Linked DNA regions of Homo sapiens: region 1 is linked to region 2. A link is a contact called in ENCODE Hi-C or POLR2A ChIA-PET data. All regions are on one chromosome and are shown on one strand. Each heading gives the region's core, a stretch centred on a gene start or an enhancer-like site at or near the end of the contact. The rest is flanking DNA. Distances are from core to core; before and after follow the strand shown. Region 1 holds the start of ADGRG5 (adhesion G protein-coupled receptor G5). Region 2 holds the start of CX3CL1 (C-X3-C motif chemokine ligand 1).

Region 1 (3,858 bases), core at 467-2,966, 170 kb after region 2:
ATTACAAGCATGTGCCACCACACCCGGCTAATTTTTGTATTTTTAGTAGAGACGGGGTTTTGCCATGTTGCCCAGGCTGGTCTCAAACTCCTAGCCTTAAGTAATCTGCCTGCCTCCACCTCCCAAAGTGCTGGGATAACAGGCCTGAGTCACCGCACCCAGCCTCACCACTGGCTTTTGAGCAGGAGAGTATCTTGGTAGTGAGCTTCAGGATCAGGAGTGCAGGGCTAAGTAACGGGCACTAACTTAGCCCCCAACTGAAGCAAGGCACAGTGAGGCTGGTACAGACCCAGGCTAGAGGGGCTATGGGGTAGGCAGGGCCTCCTCCTGAGCCCTAAGAATAGCCAGTTGGGCTCACATTCAGCATGAGGAAGGAGGAGGTTGGCATGGCAATCCTAGAGGTAGCTGGGTGACCTCGGAAAGGAAGAGCCTGGAGGTCAAGGTCTGGATCCTGATCAAAGAAAACCGAAGCGCAAAGAAGGGCCAAGGCTTGCCCAAGTCACCCAGAGGGAGTGTAGCCCAGGAGTCAGGACACAGGTGCACCGGTGTCCCTGCAAAACCTTCACCGTGCAGCTGGGGTGGGGACCTGGCTGCCCTCCAAGGAGCAGCTCCCTCCTGCTTCAGCAGAGGCCACTTGTACTACCTGCAAGCTGTATTTGGGCTGATGCGGGAAGGGCCCCAGTGAGGCAGAGAGCGGGGAGACCATGTTAGGACCTGTCTGGTTTCTCCCTTTTGCTGCCTCTCCATCTTTCCCCCAGGGCTGGAAGAGCACATTCCTGAGTCAGTTTTCCCAGGAGTCTGGATGGGGCCCAGGCAAGAGAGAGCACCGTCTCCCCATTACCAACACTCTCTCTCTATCCCCCACACACACCTCCTTGCTTTCCCTTAGAGCTCTTCAGAGGGTATGGCTGATGCAGGACAGGCCTATCCAGCTGCCTGGCTCAAGGAGAAGCTGGCCAGCTTTCCAGCCTCATGTTTTCTGGGCTCTGTGGCCAGGGAGGCCCCTCTCCACCATGCTCTGCCACTTGGCAACTCTGGGCCAGGCCCAGGTCCTCTCTGGGCTTCAGGTCCCTCATCTGTGAAATATGACGGCTTCATAGAGCACTTCCAGTGACTTTGCCAGCCTTACCTTTTGTAAGCCCCACACTGCCCTGCAAGATGGTACTGTCATTATCTCCATTTTACAGAGGGGAAACAGGTTCAGAGAGCATGAGTGGCTTGCCCCAAGTCACCCACCCAGTAAGTGGTGGGCTTGGTACTTGAACCCAGGCAGTCTGACCAAGCTGCTGCCTGAGGTCTTTGCCATCATCAATATGCCATCAATTGTCAGGTCAGGCAGGGATCATTTTCCCTTTTCTATAGATGGGAAAACTGAGGCCCAGAGGGGCAACATGTCTTGCCCAAAGGTGCAGAGCTCAGGTGGGTCTTGCGCACTGCATAAGGCCACGTTGCCATGTCCTTGAGCACCTCCACAGAGGAGCAGCCACCCCAGGAAGTAGCTGCAGACTCTACGGGGTGATACCCTCAAAGGGTGACCAGGGCATGACCGACAGCTCGAAGGAAGCAAAGAGGCTGCTGCTGGTGAAAGAAGAAGTGAAGTGAGAGTGTGGTGCCTGGGCCTGGGGTGAAGGGAGCAGAGAGAAGTGCAGTGGGGGTGCAGGTGTGGGGCAAAGGGAGAGGCCACCCACAGACGCCTCCCGACTTCCCCTTCTTCCTGCAGAAGCTACAAGACAGCAGCCGAGACAGCAGCTGAGACGGCAGCGGCAGCTTCTCAGGTCAGCCTCCTCCGGGCCTCTCCCCACTCTCCTCTGCCCAGTTCTCTGTCCTTATCCACAGGCCCCTCAGTGGGCACTGGCCATACCCATGTCCAGGTGGGCACAGACCTGGTGATATCCTGGTGAGCAAGCTGGGGACCCACCCTCCTTCCCTTTCTGGTTGGCAGCTCCACATCTGGGGCAATGTAGAGATCTGTGCTTTTGGAAGGAGGGGCAATTTAAATTAAGAAGTGGTTAGGCATGGGTCTCGAATCTTAGCTTCCCCGCGAGGTCTGGGACAAGTGAAGAGAGGTTTCTTTTCTGGACCTCAGTTTCTCATCTGTAAAATGGGGTGAGTCTGGGAACCTGCACCTTGGATGGCTGTCAGGGGCTCAGTAGAGGACCTGGCACACAGTTTGTGCTTGGCAATCTGGAGCAGGTGCAGCTCCTTTCAGAGTGACCTGGATTGGATCCTGGGGACAGCATGTCTCAGGTAAATGGACCTGCTGCTGGCTTGGTCACAGACTTCCTGTTGGGCTCCAGGGTGGCCTCTCTTTCCCAACCTGGGAAATAGGGTTACTATAGCATTTCTTAGGGCTTTTTTTTTTTTTTTTTTTTTTGAGACGGAGTCTTGCTTTGTTGCCCAGGCTGGAGTGCAGTGGTGCGATCTCGGCTCACTGCAACCTCCACCTCCCAGGTTCAAGCGATTCTCCTGCCTTAGCCTCCTGAGTAGCTGGGATTACAGGCACCAGCCAGCATGCCTGGCTAATTTTCGTAATTTTAGTAGAGGCGGGATTTCGCCACTTTGGTCAGGCTGGTCTCGGACTCCTGATCTCAGGTGATCCACCTGCCTTGGCCTCCCAAAGTGCTGGGATTACAGGCGTGAGCCACCGTTCCTGGCCTGTTAGTGCTTTTTTGCAGAGACCACAGGTTGATTGATTCCTCACCCAGGCCAGGGGCAGGGGCTCCAGACTGTGGTTGGCAGGGGCAGGTGGGGCTGTGTGCGGAGAATGGCTGGCTCAGTAGGCCTTCGTGCTGCTGGGGAGAGGTGGGCTTCGGGGGTGCATGGTCAGCTGTAGGGAGGAAGGCAGGGGTTCCCAAGCCTTGTGCTCAGATGTATTCCTGGCCAAGGACTTTGATCAGAGCCCTGGACCTTTCTCAGGGCCTGATTCCCAGGAGAGGATCAGGGAAATTGTTGTTTGAATTTCTCTTTCTGGGAAATAGATTTCCTTGGCCTCATTTTACAGATGAGAAAACCTGAGACACAGAGAGGTCAGGTGCCTGCCCAGTGTCACACAGCCTAGGCACTGAATACTGCAACTGGTTATCAAATTCTCATCTTCCAAAGGCTCTGTCCTGTGCTCCACAGCTCCTCATTTCTCTATTGGCCTAAATAGAGTCTTACTTGTCTGCAAAGCAACTCAGCTGCCCAACCATCTTTGGGAGGCTGCAGTGTGCAGGGGGTAGTGCCCTGGACCGTGGAGGCCTGGGTTTGAGTCCCAGCTTGCCCACTGGCCTGCTGTAGAACCTCAAGCAGACTCCTCTTACGCAGTATTCGGTTTCCCCACCATCAACTGGAACCATCCTGGAAGTCAGATAAGGGATTGCTGTTTCCTAGAAGGCCACAAATAATGAATTGCAGGGTGGAGAATGAAATGGCTCAGCGTGTGGGGGGATGGTGCATGGTGACCTCTCTGAAGGGATGTGGAGGGGAATTTGGAGGTTGCAAGCAGAAGTGAAGACTGTGGTTTGCTCCTGGGAAAGGGGGTGGAAACCACAGCTTCTATCTGGAGTGCCTGGGGGAGGTATCACTTCTGCTTTGGCCTCAATTTCTTCAGTTGTGTGGTAGGGTCAGGCTTTTCTTCCCTCAGTGCCTGCCTGGAACCAGTGGGGGTAAGAGCCTGGTCTTACACCTTGCAGGTCAAATCCATCTATCTCTCTGGGCCTCAGTTTCACCAACAGTATAGTGAAGGGGTGGACAAATTGGCCCAAGATCCTTTCTGTGCTGTCAGGTCCTCCACTACTGGGCCTGAGTTATCTCTCCTGAATGAGTTCCTTCAGTAGCTTCTTTTGCCTCCCCAAACCTTTCTGTTTTTTTGTTTGT
Region 2 (4,074 bases), core at 1,542-4,041:
GGACTTCAGCTCACTTGCCTTTGTGTCCCCCATCCCACCACATTGCCTGGCACACACCGGGCTCAATAACAGATACTAATGCCTCCTGCGTGCCAGGCACTGTGAAAGTCCTTAGTTTTATTCACTGTCGTGGTGGCTTGATGAGGTGGCTGTTTGCATCCCATTTTACATATAGGGAAGCTGAAATGCAGAGAGAGGTTAAGTCACTTGCCCAAGGGAACACCCCTTATCCGTGGTGGAGTCCTGCTGATGTATTTATTTATTTTTTTTCAGATAGGGTCCCACTCTGTGCCCAAGCTGGAGTGCAGTGGCATGATCATGGCTCAATGCAGCCTCAACCTCCCCAGGCTCACTTGATCCTTCCACTTTAGCCTCCTGAGCAGCTGGGACTGCAGGCACAGGCCACCACACTAATTTTCGTATATTTTTTGTAGGGAGGGGGTTTCACCATGTTTGTAGAGAGGGGGTTTTGCCAGGCTGGTCTCAGATTCCCGGGAATCTGCCTCTGCCTCCTGCCTCGGCCTCCCAAAGTGCTGGGATTACAGGTGTGAGCCACCACATCCGGCCTGGAGTCCTGTTTAGCCTTGGGTCTGGCTAGCCTGAAAGCCTGGTTATTGTGTCCAAATTAAATCTAAATTCAGTTCTTAACATCCTAATGAGATAGATGGGGGTGATCATTCCCATTTTATGGGAGTAGAAGCTGGACCTGGGGAGGGTAGAGGGTGTCCAAAGGGTCAAATGAGGAAAAGCAGAGCCGTGCTTTGCATTTTCGCTTCTATTTTATGCCAGGCTCTGTCCCGTACCCTATGGACATAAACTCACTTAGTCTTCACATTGGTCCTCGCAGTGAGGGTGGAGGCAGGTGGTGGACCCTACTGGTCTTGAGCTCAGACCTCAGAGCCAGCTGGCTGGGACGAATCCAGGATCCCTCATTTCCTGGCTGGTGAACCTAAGAAAATGTCTTTTTTTTTTTTTTTTTTTAGACAGAGTCTCACTCTGTCACCCAGGCTAGAGTGCAGTGGCGTGATCTTGGCTCACTGCAACCCTCTGCCTCCCAGGTTCAAGCGATTCTCCTGCCTCAGCCTCCCAAGTAGCTGGGATTACAGGTGTGCACCACACCCAGCTAATTTTTGTATTTTTAGTAGAGACGAGGTTTCACCGTGTTGGCCAGGCTGGCCTCGAACTCCTGACCTCAGGTGATCCACCCACCTCAGCCTCCCAAAGTGCTGGGATTACAGGCGTGAGCCATCGCACTCGGCCTCCTCCTCTGTTCTTACATGAACAGAGCAGAAAGAACACGACCTCAGTTTTTATCCCTCCTTGTCCCTCTCTGGGCCTCAGTTTCACCAGTTATAAAAAGAGGGATTGGACATTGGGAATGAGAAGGCTACTAGCTTCCCATGTGCACAGGCCAGGACAGATTCTCTGAGCATGAGTGGACCTTGGCTCCTGCCAAGGGTGTTCCGCTACTTCAAGAAGTATCTAGCCTCCTAACCCCTAACCCCATGCACCAGGCAGCCCATTGGGTTGGGTGGGGGGGCGGGGGGGGGTGGTTGAGGAGAGAGAGGTCCCTGGCCTTGGGATCTGTGGCCCCTCTGCCCAGCCCAACTGGCTCATAGCGTGGGATGCTGGCTCCACAACTGGTTTCCCTCAGATTGGCAGCCTGGAGACACCAGTACAGCTCAGTCCTATACCAAGGCAGAGCTGCTGACTCTTCTGGAGTCTCAGGGATTGTTGCCACTGCCTTTAGGGAAGGCTGCCATGAAGGCAGACTGTGTTCTAATGTGCTCCCAAGGCTGGCAAGCCTCTGCACCCTTCGGTGAGAGCCTGTTGGAGGGCCGGTGCTGGGAAGCCCTCTCCCCATTGCACTAGCCCAATGCTCTCTTTGGGCAGATAGAGAACTCAGGCCCCACGAGAGGCAAGCCTTATCCAAGCCACGGCTACAGAGTTGAGGAGCCAAGAGCCACAGAGTTATCGGGGATGGGTTGGCAGCCACCTTGTTCTTTGGGCTAACAGGGGCCAGAGCAGAGGTGGGAGTGGGTGCAAAGCAGGGAGCGGGAGACCGGGAGGTGGAGGCAGGGAGGCCAGGGCTCTCTCCTGGGTCCTGAGCTGTCCACATTCTGCTCATCATGGTGGTGGGAGGGGAGTTCTCCACTCTGATGCTGTGGATAACCTGGGGTGGCTCCGGGCCTCAGTTTCCCCATCTATCCATATGAAGTTGGACTCAATCCTTCTTTCAGCAGACCCTGCACCAAGCCCCTGCTGACTTCAGGCTCCCTGCTGGGCTCTGGAGATGCATAGATCAACAAGGTCCCCCAGGAGCTTGGGATTCTAAGAGGGGAAATTTAGGGGTCCATCCTGATGTGGGCGAGGCATTCTCTGGATCAAAGAAGAGCTTGTCAGACCCAGGATGGAGGGGCCCTGAGTCTCTCCCGGCCCCTTGGCGCCCCGCTCTCTATTCCACGGCCTGCTGGCCTTTTGTGTGTTGCCCACTTAGGATCAAGGGCCCCAGGCCAGATCCTAGGGCATGTTCCCAGCTTGTGGCAGGAGAGGAGGCCTTTGTACCCAGGCAGGCCCAGTCCAGCCTCCCGGGGAAGGTCCCAGTATGACAAGCCTAGGATGGTGAGAAGCCCAGGGACACAAAGCCGGCTTGGTTCCTTGGCAACATCCTGAGGAATCCAGCGGCTGCACACTGGCTCCCTTCCTCTCCCCTCCCACCCTCCTGCCTGCGGGGGCTGGAGGCGGAGGCAGCCAACCCCATTATAAAAAGCCACAGATCTCTGGCGGCGGCAAGGGGACAGCACTGAGCTCTGCCGCCTGGCTCTAGCCGCCTGCCTGGCCCCCGCCGGGACTCTTGCCCACCCTCAGCCATGGCTCCGATATCTCTGTCGTGGCTGCTCCGCTTGGCCACCTTCTGCCATCTGACTGTCCTGCTGGCTGGTAAGTGGGGCTTGACTTGGGCACAAACAGGGTAGGGAGCCCCCAGCCCCTTGTCTATCCCTCAAGCCTGACATCAGGGGCCCCAGACCCTGCCTGGGTAAAGCTCAAGGCCGGTGGCAGCCGCTTCCCCAGGGATGTGCGAGAGGGGGCTGGGCACCTCGCTTCCCCCAGATGCAGCGCTGGACAGATTTCCAGTTGCCAGCGACCGCCCTGCCTGGCCCAGCGAGCAAAGTGGCTGTGCCTGGAAGCACAGAGAGGTGGTGTGGGTGGCATAAGGGAGCCAGGTGTGGGTGTGCCAGGAGGGCGGGGGTGGAGAGAGCCTGCAGAAGCTCCTGCTGGGCACTGGGGTGGGAGGCCCTGGCTGACAGTGGCTGGCTCTTTCCATCAAGCGTTAATGTGTAACCCGCAGCCCTGGCCCTGGGCCAGGCCACAGTTGGGACTTTCTCCTGTCCTGTTTTCAAAGCCCCCAGGATTAGGGGGCCCAGGACCAGTGAAGGTCAAGGTCACTGCAGCTCATGGTTGGGGCTTGCCACTGCTGTGCTAGTCTATAGCCCCAGTTGCTCTGCCTGTGTCTACCCGTCATGCTGTCTTCCTCCTCCAAGCACAGTGTAGAAAATGCTTTTGCCTCTAGTCACTTGCTTACTGAAGCCCAGGACCTGGTAGGGGTACATAATTAACCATCCTACCTGATATGGATAAGATGGAGGCCCAGAGAGGTTTAGAAACTGGCCTGACAATGCACAGCCAGCAAGTAGGGCAGGAGAAGGTAAGACACATGGGACTGAATGCAGGAGAGAGCACAGATGCACACTCACCACCTCTGTGGGCCACATCACCTCCATGAACCGCTAGCCAGCCCCCTCCTCAGGGAGTGCCCCCACCATCTGGCAGGGTGACCTTCAGAGAAGGTGGGCACACAGCAAGTCTGGGAGAATGAGAAGTAGTCCCCACTGTCCAGATATTTCCATGGAGCAAACTCACCCTGGGGCAGGGAGCAGGTGTGTGGGTGGGTGGGCACGTGAGAGTGGTGGAGGCAAATTCCTGCTGGCTTCCTGCTGTCTGGGCTGGGGCCCTGAAGCCTGAGGTGTCTGCGGACAGTGAGATCTGGAAAGCAGGGAGTCAGATGGCGGCTGC

The links. Hi-C counts contacts between places; a loop is a spot of excess contacts on that map. ChIA-PET counts read pairs that join two places held with the same protein, here RNA polymerase II (POLR2A). Pooled maps may share reads with other maps.
Region 1: POLR2A ChIA-PET joins it to region 2 with 11 read pairs in activated T-cell. The contact joins the promoter of ADGRG5 here to the promoter of CX3CL1 in region 2. A Hi-C loop is called at or near these places in 2 of 37 single-sample maps with no recorded cell type and 3 of 50 pooled maps. POLR2A ChIA-PET finds 5 or more read pairs at or near these places in 2 of 52 experiments (activated CD4-positive, alpha-beta T cell and activated T-cell).

Annotation. Positions count from the first base shown.
Region 1 is chr16:57,540,927-57,544,784 of GRCh38, forward strand. It overlaps ADGRG5 (adhesion G protein-coupled receptor G5), which reads left to right and starts at 1,717. Exons shown (of 12, transcript NM_001304376.3): 1 at 1,717-1,775. RefSeq lists enhancers at 1,497-1,666, 3,171-3,480 and a silencer at 3,061-3,110.
Region 2 is chr16:57,369,699-57,373,772 of GRCh38, forward strand. CX3CL1 (C-X3-C motif chemokine ligand 1) reads left to right here and starts at 2,792. Exons shown (of 3, transcript NM_002996.6): 1 at 2,792-2,940. The coding sequence starts at 2,871.